Regions from separate parts of the Homo sapiens genome. Here all the other regions are linked to region 2. Evidence: chromatin contacts called from ENCODE Hi-C or POLR2A ChIA-PET data. All regions are on one chromosome and are shown on one strand. The core of a region is the stretch at or near the end of the contact, and the rest is flanking DNA. Distances in the headings are between cores, read along the strand shown.

Region 1 (2,700 bases), core at 41-2,540, 330 kb before region 2:
GTTATCAACTCTAGTCTAGTTTTATAGAAATGTCATGTGGTCCCCTAAATGCTGTCATTCAAATAAGACCTTCTTGGGCCAAACAACCAATACATCTTCCTACGTAAGTTTAAATAAAGTCTTTCTGGCTTATGTGAGATCATGAAAGCCTCCTTTTGACACAATAATCCCATGCTCTGTAGTCTGTAAAGTCATTTGGAATTACATGGCAAATGACATTTATAAAGCAACAACTAGCCGGTGGAAGCAACGTTAAATCAGAACATTTTAGTAACTTCAATTTTTATCAAGAGTAGTATGTTTTAGGCTATATTTCTTAAACAAGAAGGCTTGGTCAAGTTTACATTTATTCAGATACCCAAACCATGTCCAGATTATATTTGAACATTTCTTTGAGGGCTCTATGTCCCATTTAATTGCTTTTGACAAGCATGATACCCTCTAAACCTAAATAATGTGTTTCCCCTGAAAACCCCCTCAGCTAAAAACACATTCTACTCCAAGTAAAATGGTTGCATCATCTAAATTCCATTATCTGTAGCATTTTGTAAAAGGCCATGAACTAAGAATGTGCCCTTGTTCTTGATCTCAGGGCGTCTGAAAAAAGACTTGAGCATGAAGCCAGGAGGGGTCTGGCCGCTCGCCCAGGTCTTGATCTCCAGGCTCTCAGCTCACCAAGGTGGGATGCAGCAGCTTGCAACTTCTTGGGGGAAAATAGTTCTTGAGAAATAATTTCAAGGGGTAAACTGGTGATTTTTTGGACAGAGCTTGGGAGAATATCTGGGGCAGAACCGGAAGAAGGGAGAATGTGTGAGAGCTAAAAGGAGGCAACAGCAGGAGCTAAGAACGAGGACAGGGGAGGAAAGAGTGGGCTCAGAGCAGGGGAGGGTGGTGAAGTAACACCAAGAACTCTGAAAACCCTTGTCGCCAACTGTGACTGTCTTCACAAATCCCGACGGTAAAGGCTGCGTGACTCTCCTGGTAACCCTTCTGCCTCGAGGGCCTTTGGCCCTGCCCAACCAATGGTCATGCTGCTGTGTTGGACCCATGAACTGCAAATCCCTTTAGTGAGTGTGTGCAGAGGACTGTGGCAGAAATCCACATGAGAGACTTAGGTACTGCAGTGATCCATCATCTGGGAAGATTAAGTGGCTCTGGTGGCTTCCACGCTACCATCTGACTGTGGTCATCTTGAAAGTTAACTCTTCACTTGTTTTTATCAGTGTGGCTAGCATTGCTTCTGTTCTTAGGTTAAAAATACAACAGGGAAAACCCACTCCACCACCACAAAGCTTAAGCCTGGACGTGGCTAGAGGTTGGTTTTATGAGGTTGTCAGAAATGAATCATCAAGCTACTTGAAGCCAGAGACTCCAGGAAATCTAAACATTTGATAATGCTTGTTTTTGCTTAATTTAGTGAAGCAAGGCCAGAGTCAAACCTGCTGCCATGCACGAGGCAGGCAGATTTTTATAAAAACAGGTTTGTCCTCAAGATTCCCAAACGCCTGTGTCATCAGGCTCTGTCTAGCTCTATTGAAGGCCCACCCTCCTGTAAGAAGCACAGATGCAATTCAAGCCAAGTTCAACTGGATTGAAAGCTCCTTGGGGGTTGTTACTGCGCCTCACACAGCTTTGTGTCCCTCAGAGTAAGCATGTGGGTAAGGTCAGGTTCCCCAGAAACAAATCTGTAAGGTGAGGACAGAGGAGGTAGGAGGTGTTTACTAAGGAAGTGCGCCAGGGAAGGCTGGGCAGGAGTGAGGGAAGCAGGATGATGAGGAGGAGAAGAGCCACACCAGGGGTTATCTCAGGCTGCGACCCGTGGGGTGGCGCCAGCCTGATCTTGCAGGGACCTCAAGAGGATAAGGCACCCGTCAGAGCTTGTCCCAGCTGGCAGCAAAGGACCTGGGCTTTCCTATTCTCCAGGCGTGAAGCCCCTAGGAAATACGACCAATATTTTATCCTGTGGGAATATAATTTGGGTAGGGCTCAAGATTTGGAAAATGATGTATGAGCTGATTGTTTTGCCACCTGCTACACAGGTGTTCAAACATGGCAGAATGTGAGTGAGCTTCTCCACTCCTGGTAATAATCAACGGGGTTCCGAGTGCTGAGTTCCTCCCACATTGCTGCTCTTCAGGGAGTGAGCCTCATGGCCCTGGAGTTCTCCATTAGACTAGTCCGACAAAGCGGGGCATGTTCTAACTATCCAAGAAAACCATGCTCCTTACATATTTAGCTATTATGATTACTTTCCACCACAGCAGTCCTAGCCTCTATGATACAAAGAAATCAGAAAAAAAAAAATAAATTGGATCCAATCTATATTGAATGGCTAAGTTTTTATTAATTCAGTTACCTATGCCACAAATATCTACTGTATGCCTTCTGTGCTCCAGGCAATATGCTCGGGTTTTGGAGACACAGAGCAACAAAATATACAGTTTACAAATGAGTGGACGTTCTTGAAACAAAGGCTGGGAGGGATGGAGGGAGGTGTGAGCCTGGAGGCGTAAGCAGGAGTCCTCCCGGGAGCCTCATGGTGAAACCTGTGCTAATGACCATGCGTTTTCACTGCTCAAATATCGCGGGGGCTCTATGCCTCTTAAAATTTTATCAGTGTCCTAATTTTCTTCCACTGCATCCTAGGAGAACCAAAGACCACAAGATGAAAACATATTCAGACACACCCTTTCCCACTCC
Region 2 (2,700 bases), core at 99-2,598:
TTGGCATAAGATTGCTTGCAGAGAACGCAGCTCATTTGCTGGAATGTGCTGAAGAAGTGACCTACTCCATGGACTTTGGGAGGCAAGCACTTATTTTCTTCTTCAGCCTGCTTTAGACCCTCCTATTTTCCTAGCCGGAAAGGTGCTGGGATTAACTTGCTTGCAAGGAGCGCTGAGGAGCATGGACATTTAGAGACACAGTGTTAGCTTAAAAGCCTATTCCAGTGCTCCACTGTTAATTTTTAGATCCAACACTTGAGGACAATTTTTCCCTCAAATGCATGCAAATTATTGGAAATGAAGATGACTGAGGAAAGGCAGCAATCTGAAGACTGCTGCTGAAGCGTCCAGAAGGCTCCTCGAGCAGAGCACGCAGCTTCTGTTTCCGGGGCTGCTGCATTTCCTGCAACCCCATCTTCAAGTCCAGGTGGTAGGGAAAGGAGAACACTTGATGTTAGCAATTGCAATAGTCCCCCGTTATCTGCGGGAACAATCCAAGACCCCCTATGGATGCCTGAAACTGCAGATAGTATGGACCCTACATATACAACACAGGTTGTCAGACAGCACGGGTGGTTCACGTTCCCACTTGAAAACGTTTGAAGTGTGAAACCATTTGTTTCTCCCCAGTGGGACCCTTCCTGACGCCAGGACAGACTTGGCCTCTTGGGTTAGTGTCCCTGTGATACCGATCCTTCTGCAGGGATGTTTGTCTAGCCCTCACCAGACCCTTGCAGTAATACCTAGACTCTTTTAACGAAACCAGGACCAAGAATACAGTGTTCAAGGGGTGAGAACTCAGGTATACAGACGAACAACTGTACTACATTTTTCCTTGTACATAAATACCTATGAAAAAGCTTAACTTATGAATTAAGGCTAAGACACTAAGAGATTAACAACAATACCTAATAATAAAATAGAACAATGATAAAAGTATCTGTAATAAAAGTTATGTAAATGTGGTCTCTCTCTCTCTCCCAAAGTATCTTATTGTACTGTACTCACCGATTTTCAGACCACAGTTGACTGTGGGTAACTGAAACGGCTGAAAGCAAAACCACAGCTAGGGAGACTACTGTGTCTATGTTTAGAGCAGCGTTTCTCTACTGTGGTTGGCACTATTGACATTTTGGACTAGGTGGTTCTTTGTTGTAAGGGGCTGAGTGTCCTGTGCATCATAAAAAGCTAGCAGCACCCTTGACCTCAACCCAGTAGATGTTGGTCCCAACACTCCCCCAATTTCCAGACATTGCCTAATGTCACCTGGGGGGGCAGAATCACCCCTAGAACCACTGGCTTAAAGGAAGGAAAGCTGACTCACATGCTACATTTACTTCTTACACGGTAACCCACCGTGGCACCCGTCCCATTGATCTGCTTCAGGCACCAGCATCTTCTGCGGAATCTGGTGCTGACTAAGCTAGCTACCAAAGCATATTGTACGGCCCCACTGGTTTCTTGGAAATGGACTTTTGTTTCCACTGCAGATCTGAAAACAGTGACCACAGGAGCACCCTGCCCGGTGACGGTGCTGAGAGGTCACTGTTATCACACTATAAATATTAAGCTTTAAAATGTCACTGCTGGGTACAAACCTCTGGTCTGATAGAGGAAATAAGACCTGCTGTTTGATAGATCAGTAGGGTGACTACAGTCCACAATAATCTAGATACATTTCCATATAGCTAGAAGAGACTAATTCAAATGTTTCTGGCATCAAGGAAAAATACATATTTAAGGCATGGATATTCCAAGTACACTGATTCGATCTGTATGAATTACACAAATATATAAAATTACCACTTGTATCCCTAAAATATGCATGTCTTATGCATCAATTTAAAAACAAAAAATCAGATACAATTTTAACTACTAAAGTTCTTAAATGAAAACTGAAACATGATTTAAATTCTTAAATAAGGCCAGGTGCAGTGGCTCAAGGCTGTAATCCCTACCCTTTGGGAGGCCCAGGGTGGATCACTAGGTCAGGAGTTCGAGACCAGGCTGGCCAACATGGTGAAATCCCATTTCTACTAAAATACAAAAATTAGCTGGACATGGTGGTGCACGCCTGTAATCCCAGCTACTCTTGAGGCTGAGGCAGGAGACTCGCTTGAACCAGGGAGGCGGGGGCTGCAGTGAGCCAAGATCATGCCACTGCACTCCAGCCTAGGCAACAGGGCAACACTCTGTCTAAAAAAACAAAACAAAACAAAACAAAAAAATTCTTAAATGAAATTTCAGATGTATCCATGAAACCCAGAAGTTCTAAGCTGGCAATATTTGTCTTTGGTCAAATATCAGTTTACACACTTGTACATTCGACATTGGGTCACACTGTGTATTTTGAGCACACGTCTGAGAAGAATATTTATTCCCAAAGCATGGTCAGAGCACAGCAGGCACTCCAGTAGGGTGCTCAGTGGTATTTGCTGAACAAATGATTCCATCAGCCAATCCTATATTGCTGAGCATTTAAGTTGTTTGCAATCTTTGGTCTTATACAGTATCTTGCAATGAGCTTTCTTAATTAGAAAGCAACCCTATTTAATAATCCCCTTGAAAAATGTTTTAAGTGGTAGAATTATGGCATCAAAAGGTCTGAACGTTTTTGTGGTTTTTTATACCTATTATTGTGTCTTCCAGAAAATCCTAGTTATATAATCAGCAATGAATTAATGTTTTTCCCCACACTCT
Region 3 (2,700 bases), core at 124-2,623, 330 kb after region 2:
CGTTTTGGTTCTAACCATCCCACTGGGTGTGGACTGGTGCAGCTCTGTGGTTTTGACTTGTCTTTCTCTAATAGCTAATGATGTGCAACATCTTACTGCCTATTTGTATATCTTCTCTGGAAAAATGTTCACTCAGATCCTTGCCTTTTTTGGGGGGAGGGTGGTCATTTGTCTCAACTAAAGAGGACTTGTATCTAGAATTCATAAAGCATTCTTTTTTTTTTTTTTAAAGAGACAGTGTCTCATTCTGTTGCCCAAGGTGGAACACAGTGGCCATTCACACGTGTGATCATAGCTCACTGCAGCCTCAGATGCCTGGCCTCAAGCGATCCTCCCACCTCAGCCCCCTGAGTAGCTAGGACTATCGGCATGAGCCACCACGCTTGGCTGTTCATAAAGAATTCTTTATGTATTCTAGATACAAGTCCCTTGTGAGATATATTATTTGTAAATATTTTATCCCATTTTGTGGACTGTCTTTTTACTTTCTTGATGGTGTCCTTTGTAGTATAAAAGTATCTGATGATGTTCAATGTATGTACTTTTGTTGCTTGTTTTTTTGGTGTCATGTGGAAGAAACCATTGCCCAGTCCAGGGTTAAGAAAGTTTCTGCCTAGGTTTTCTGCTAAGAGTTTTATATTTTAGCTCTTGTATTTATGGTGTGAGGTAGGTCTAACTTCATTCTTTCTTTTGGTGTGTGTGGATATCCAGTTGCCCAAGCACCGTTTGTTGAAAATACTTTTCATTCTCCATTGAATTGTCTTTGGCACCACGGTTGGAAAAAAAAAATCAGTTGACCGTAAATGTGAGGGTTTATTTCTGGACTCTGAATTCTTTGCTCTCAATCTATATTTCTGTCTTTTGTTTTCTTTTTAAAACTCATTAAAGAGGATATTTGCAAAAGTATGCATTCATGAGCCACTGCTTTAAAACTTGTTTATGGTTTCCTGTATTTTATTTCAACCCATTGTCCATAATTACCTCATTTTGTCTGTCATGCTGTCTGGAAGGGAGTGCCAGTGGTGAAGTGTGATGTTAATGTCATCAGGATGGTGATGTTCCCATTTTTCAAAGATTGATTTGAACACAGATAGGAAGTATCTTCTGTTGGCAGTGATGACATAAAATGTTGAAAATGAAATATGGAAGCTTGTGAGTCAAAGATTTCCTTACCTTATTTGCATTTGAAATGCAGTACCACAAAAATATGTTGAATTAATGGTTATAACTTTTTCTTTATAAAGTAGACATTTTAGTACCATCAAAAAGTATTCTTTATGATTATATATCTCTTTATAGAGTTCCTGAGTTGGAGGTAGAAGAAGAAACCCAAGTTCAAGAGATGACTTTAGATGAGTGGAAAAATCTTCAAGAACAGACCAGACCAAAGCCTGAGTTTAACATCCGGAAACCAGAATCCACTGTTCCTTCCAAAGCCGTGGTGATTCACAAGTCAAAATACAGAGATGATGTAAGCATTGCATTTCGTATGTAGAGGTAATCTTTACTTTTACCTTACTGGAAGTGAAATGTACCTTTCCACTTCTGTCTTGAAAATGGAACATTAGTAGTTGGCAGTCTTTGTTTCTAATCAGAGATGATGCATGCCTAATTTTACTGTATTGTTCATTAAGAAAAGGAATTGAAACTTGAGGTATTGACAGATGCACAGAGCAGTTAGAGTGACAGTGCATCTTCTGCTCACCCTGGGACTATGCGGGTACTGTACACATACTGTGTATTAACTGTATTTCATTTTTCTCAAGGGAGAGTTACAGATTGTGTCTTGTACAATTCAGAGTTAATCAAAGGAGAACTACACTCTGTGTCCCCTGAGTAGGTTACTTTCAACTCTGTTTCTTGATAAGAGCATTTCACTGAGTAGTTGATGACTTTTTTTTTTTTTTGAGATGGAGTTTCGCTCTTGTTGCCCAGGCTGGAGTGCAGTGGCGCGATCTTGGCTCACCGCAACCTCCGCCTCCCGGGTTCAAGCGATTCTCGTGCCTCAGCCTCCCAAGTAGCTGGGATTACAGGCATGCGCCACCACCCCGGCTAATTTTGTATTTTTAGTAGAGACGGGGCTTTTCCATGTTGGTCAGGCTGGTCTTGAACTCCCGACCTCAGGTGATCCACCAGCCTCAGCCTTCTAAAGTGCTGGGATTACAGGCGTGAGCCACTGCACCTGGCCGAGTAGTTGATGACTTTTTAAACTGTGGTTGAGGTTCCATGCACTTCTGACGCCTTTCCCATGTTGGTTCAGCAGCTTTGCGCCCCCTGCCTAACTGCAGACGTGGCGGGAGATGAGTCCCCGAACGCTTGGCTGCTCGGTCAGGCACTGCCACAGCGGCCAGCGTGCTGCAGGGGTTGCTCAGGGAGCTCCTCCGTGTTGTGAGGCCTTATTGCTCACGGCTTACGTCCAGCTCTTCTCAGAAGCTTCAGTTTTGCAGGGAGAGGTTTCGGGGAAACATCTAGCAGCATATGTTGATAGGGATGCCATGGGGTCATCAAGTCCCCGACTTGTTACTGAACTTAAGGCTAGGTCCACTGAAGCATTCCCATTATGGGATTTAGAATCTGTATCATTCCATCTACAGCTTGATACCAGTCACTATTTCGAGGTGGGAGTGAGCAGGTAGCAGGTTCTTCCTCTCTGTGGGGTATTAGTTATTGATTTTCATGTGGAATCTCAGGAATGTTATG
Region 4 (2,700 bases), core at 5-2,504, 290 kb before region 2:
ATCCTTTCTATCCCTTCAGATTTTGTTTCATACCACTGCATAATCTCCCTCATTTTGCATTTTCTTCTACATCTGTAGATAAGCACAGAAACCTAAAAAATTTAAGGATCTTATTCCTGATCTCTGAAAAGAAATAGGATAATGAAGTAACCAATCTGGTAGAAGTGAGTAAGGTTATAGAATCCTTCCATAATTAACAAGTTATCTGTTACTTGTCCCTTTCAAGATGGTAAATGGATCTAGGAGGATGAGACTTTTGTGTGTGCCTTTTTCTCTCCCCGCTAAATTATATGAATTAGTTTTATCTCTTTAGGATTTGCCAAAAAGCAAAGTGGTTATCATTATTGGTTAAACACATTGATATTTATTTATTTTAGCAAACATGAAAGCAATTGTTACAACAGGACTACAACAGTCAGCAGAACTGGGTCCCAGCTGGTGGTGACTCCAGAAAATAGTCAGGGTCCCACCTTGTGCCCACTCTTCCATACCTTTCCTGAATAGTCATCAGTGTTCTAGGTCTGGTATATGTTCCCTGAAAGGCAGCAAAGAAAGAGAGTACAGACTGTAGTGTCCCTGATAAGATCATATGTGGATCTCCTAATATCAATTTGGCTTGAATACAAGGACTACTTTCCTATTCCAAGGGCAGGGTAGAGGTACATACCTAGGACATGGAATGGCAGATGTCTGAAATATACATTGCAGACCACCACACTTCACTGAGGTGTTGCCCTCTGCATTTATTCCTGAGGGTGGAGTTCACTAAACCACTTTCCTTCTCACCCCATTTTTAGATACAATCAAGGTAGAATAATAGGTGTTTCCTAAACTCAAATTGGCAGTTTGCAGTTTCTAGGACATCAGCAATGAATGACACCCTTTTAGTGAACCCTGGCCCTTCCCCTTCCCCCTAGGAATGATGAACATAGTTCATGTCTTTACTAATCGTCTGTGACCCAAGCATCATACTGAGCACAACGTGTAAATATCAAGAAGACAGTGTTCAAGGGCAAGGCTTCAGTATATGAGGGGCAGCAGAAGTGATGGGGGGGAGGAGGAGTGGAAGACCAAGGCTGAGCCATTCCCCAGAGGGATCTTGTTACCAGGAACGTTGCCAAGGCAGGGGCTTTTGCAGCTGTGTAAAGAGCAGATTGGAGCAAGATAGAAGCCTGTTGTGAAAACTGGGGCCCAAGATCAGGGCTGGACAACATCAAGCATCTTTGCTGCTAGAGTGCCTAAGCGTTGAGTCACAGCAACTTAATCCCTCCTATTAATACCTGGTTTGATTCTAGAGACTGGGGTGAGGCTGAGTCCCCTATTGGCTGCCAGAATTTCAGCTGCAGGGAGACAAACTCCAGGAAATCTACAAGTTAGGCAAGAAGGATATGGGGAAACAGAGGTCAGTTTCCAGAGAATTAAACAACTGACATGAAAGACTTAAGGGCTGTTCCTGGTAAAGGAATCTTTACGTGTAGGAACTGGGCAAGGAGAAAAAGAGTCCAGTTGCATTCACATTCTCACCTGAGTGACAAGAGAAGGCAAGATAACTAAGCGGAACTTTTTTCATTCTGTTGCTTTCTAAATTTTCAAACTAAGTTTAAAGAACAATGAGACTAAGTCTGTAGGTCACGACAACCTGGCAACTTCAAGTTAGACCTCCATAATCATGAGTGTTTGCTCTCACCTATCAATACCATGCCATTCTGAGATTGCCAGACCAGCCTTCTTCCCAGCCCTGGCACCCAGGGCTCTGGCTCAGCTCTTTAATACCTACTTCCCTGTGCTGACCTGATGCAGGAACTGCTGGCCTTGCAGCTTGTCCAATGTCAGCCTAGCTCAAAACTGGGTCTTCATACCTACAGTCCAAAGAAGGTGTTGAACTTGCTAATCTAAAGGCATCAAAGGGCTGCAATATGTTGGAGTGGAAAGAGGAATAGAAACTTAATGAAGTTGCCAGAGAGCAACAAGAAACCAAGAACAGGCAGAGCTTAATTTTAGGCTCCAGGGATTTTCCCAGACTTATTTTCACTGTTTCTTAGGGCTCCAATTTTCTAAGTCCTTTATTCTTCAGTCAAATGAAGTACAAGGAAATGTGAGAACTCTAGATGAGTCCCTGAAGTCATTGATACTAATCAAATGACCCTGGCAGCTCAGATCAGCAGGCACTTTGGGAGCATCAGCAATGACCCCTGTGTCCTTGGGATGTCACTCTCCTGCTATAAAGTCTTCAGTGGATCTCTACTGCCTTGGAATAACTGGACTCTCTAGCCTCACCTTTAAAATCTTCCAGGAACCCTTTCTCTCACTAATCCCCTTCAGGCGCAAATACTCCAGCAAAACTTAATCACTGGTTTTTCACACTTGACATGAACTTTTTCCATTTTCTGACTTTTCTCAAAGTTTACCTTGTGTAGAATAATATTTTATCTAACTGACACATCTAAATATAACTATTCTTCAATGCCAGCTAAAAGCTTATCTCTTCCAGAATGCCTTCTTTCTGATTACACTAATCTCTGATCACACCTACATTTACTTGACTTATATTACTCAGCATGTTTTTACTATAAAGTAAATCTTGTGTCATCTTCCTCATTTACACTGCACATTCATCAAATACAGATATTATATGTTATCAATATTTTCAAATGACCTCAGTGCCAGAGTTGAACTAATCATATTCCTCAGTTCATATCA

Evidence for each region. Hi-C counts contacts between places; a loop is a spot of excess contacts on that map. ChIA-PET counts read pairs that join two places held with the same protein, here RNA polymerase II (POLR2A). Pooled maps may share reads with other maps.
Region 1: a loop to region 2 is called in a pooled map, with 9 times the contacts of the local background. The contact joins two enhancer-like sites. A Hi-C loop is called at or near these places in 8 of 37 single-sample maps with no recorded cell type and 10 of 50 pooled maps. POLR2A ChIA-PET finds 5 or more read pairs at or near these places in 1 of 52 experiments (MCF 10A).
Region 3: a loop to region 2 is called in a map with no recorded cell type, with 13 times the contacts of the local background. The contact joins two enhancer-like sites. A Hi-C loop is called at or near these places in 4 of 37 single-sample maps with no recorded cell type and 4 of 50 pooled maps. POLR2A ChIA-PET finds 5 or more read pairs at or near these places in 1 of 52 experiments (A549).
Region 4: a loop to region 2 is called in a map with no recorded cell type, with 4 times the contacts of the local background. The contact joins two enhancer-like sites. A Hi-C loop is called at or near these places in 9 of 37 single-sample maps with no recorded cell type and 9 of 50 pooled maps. POLR2A ChIA-PET finds 5 or more read pairs at or near these places in 2 of 52 experiments (H1 and activated T-cell).

What each region holds. Positions count from the first base shown.
Region 1 is chr9:95,821,686-95,824,385 of GRCh38, forward strand. All of the region lies in intron 2 of ERCC6L2-AS1 (ERCC6L2 antisense RNA 1), which reads right to left. Among named protein-coding and RNA genes, the nearest start is that of ERCC6L2, 53 kb to the right of the region's middle. RefSeq lists an enhancer at 1,399-1,608. Within about 2 kb of position 1,291, at least 3 of the 41 ENCODE cell types and tissues checked have a DNase peak (open chromatin) inside an H3K27ac peak, as active enhancers do.
Region 2 is chr9:96,149,328-96,152,027 of GRCh38, forward strand. No RefSeq gene overlaps it. Among named protein-coding and RNA genes, the nearest start is that of HSD17B3-AS1, 96 kb to the right of the region's middle. Within about 2 kb of position 1,349, at least 3 of the 41 ENCODE cell types and tissues checked have a DNase peak (open chromatin) inside an H3K27ac peak, as active enhancers do.
Region 3 is chr9:96,483,163-96,485,862 of GRCh38, forward strand. HABP4 (hyaluronan binding protein 4) reads left to right here. Exons shown (of 8, transcript NM_014282.4): 6 at 1,300-1,471. Among named protein-coding and RNA genes, the nearest start is that of HABP4, 34 kb to the left of the region's middle. Within about 2 kb of position 1,374, at least 2 of the 41 ENCODE cell types and tissues checked have a DNase peak (open chromatin) inside an H3K27ac peak, as active enhancers do.
Region 4 is chr9:95,856,141-95,858,840 of GRCh38, forward strand. All of the region lies in intron 1 of ERCC6L2-AS1 (ERCC6L2 antisense RNA 1), which reads right to left. Among named protein-coding and RNA genes, the nearest start is that of ERCC6L2, 18 kb to the right of the region's middle. Within about 2 kb of position 1,255, at least 3 of the 41 ENCODE cell types and tissues checked have a DNase peak (open chromatin) inside an H3K27ac peak, as active enhancers do.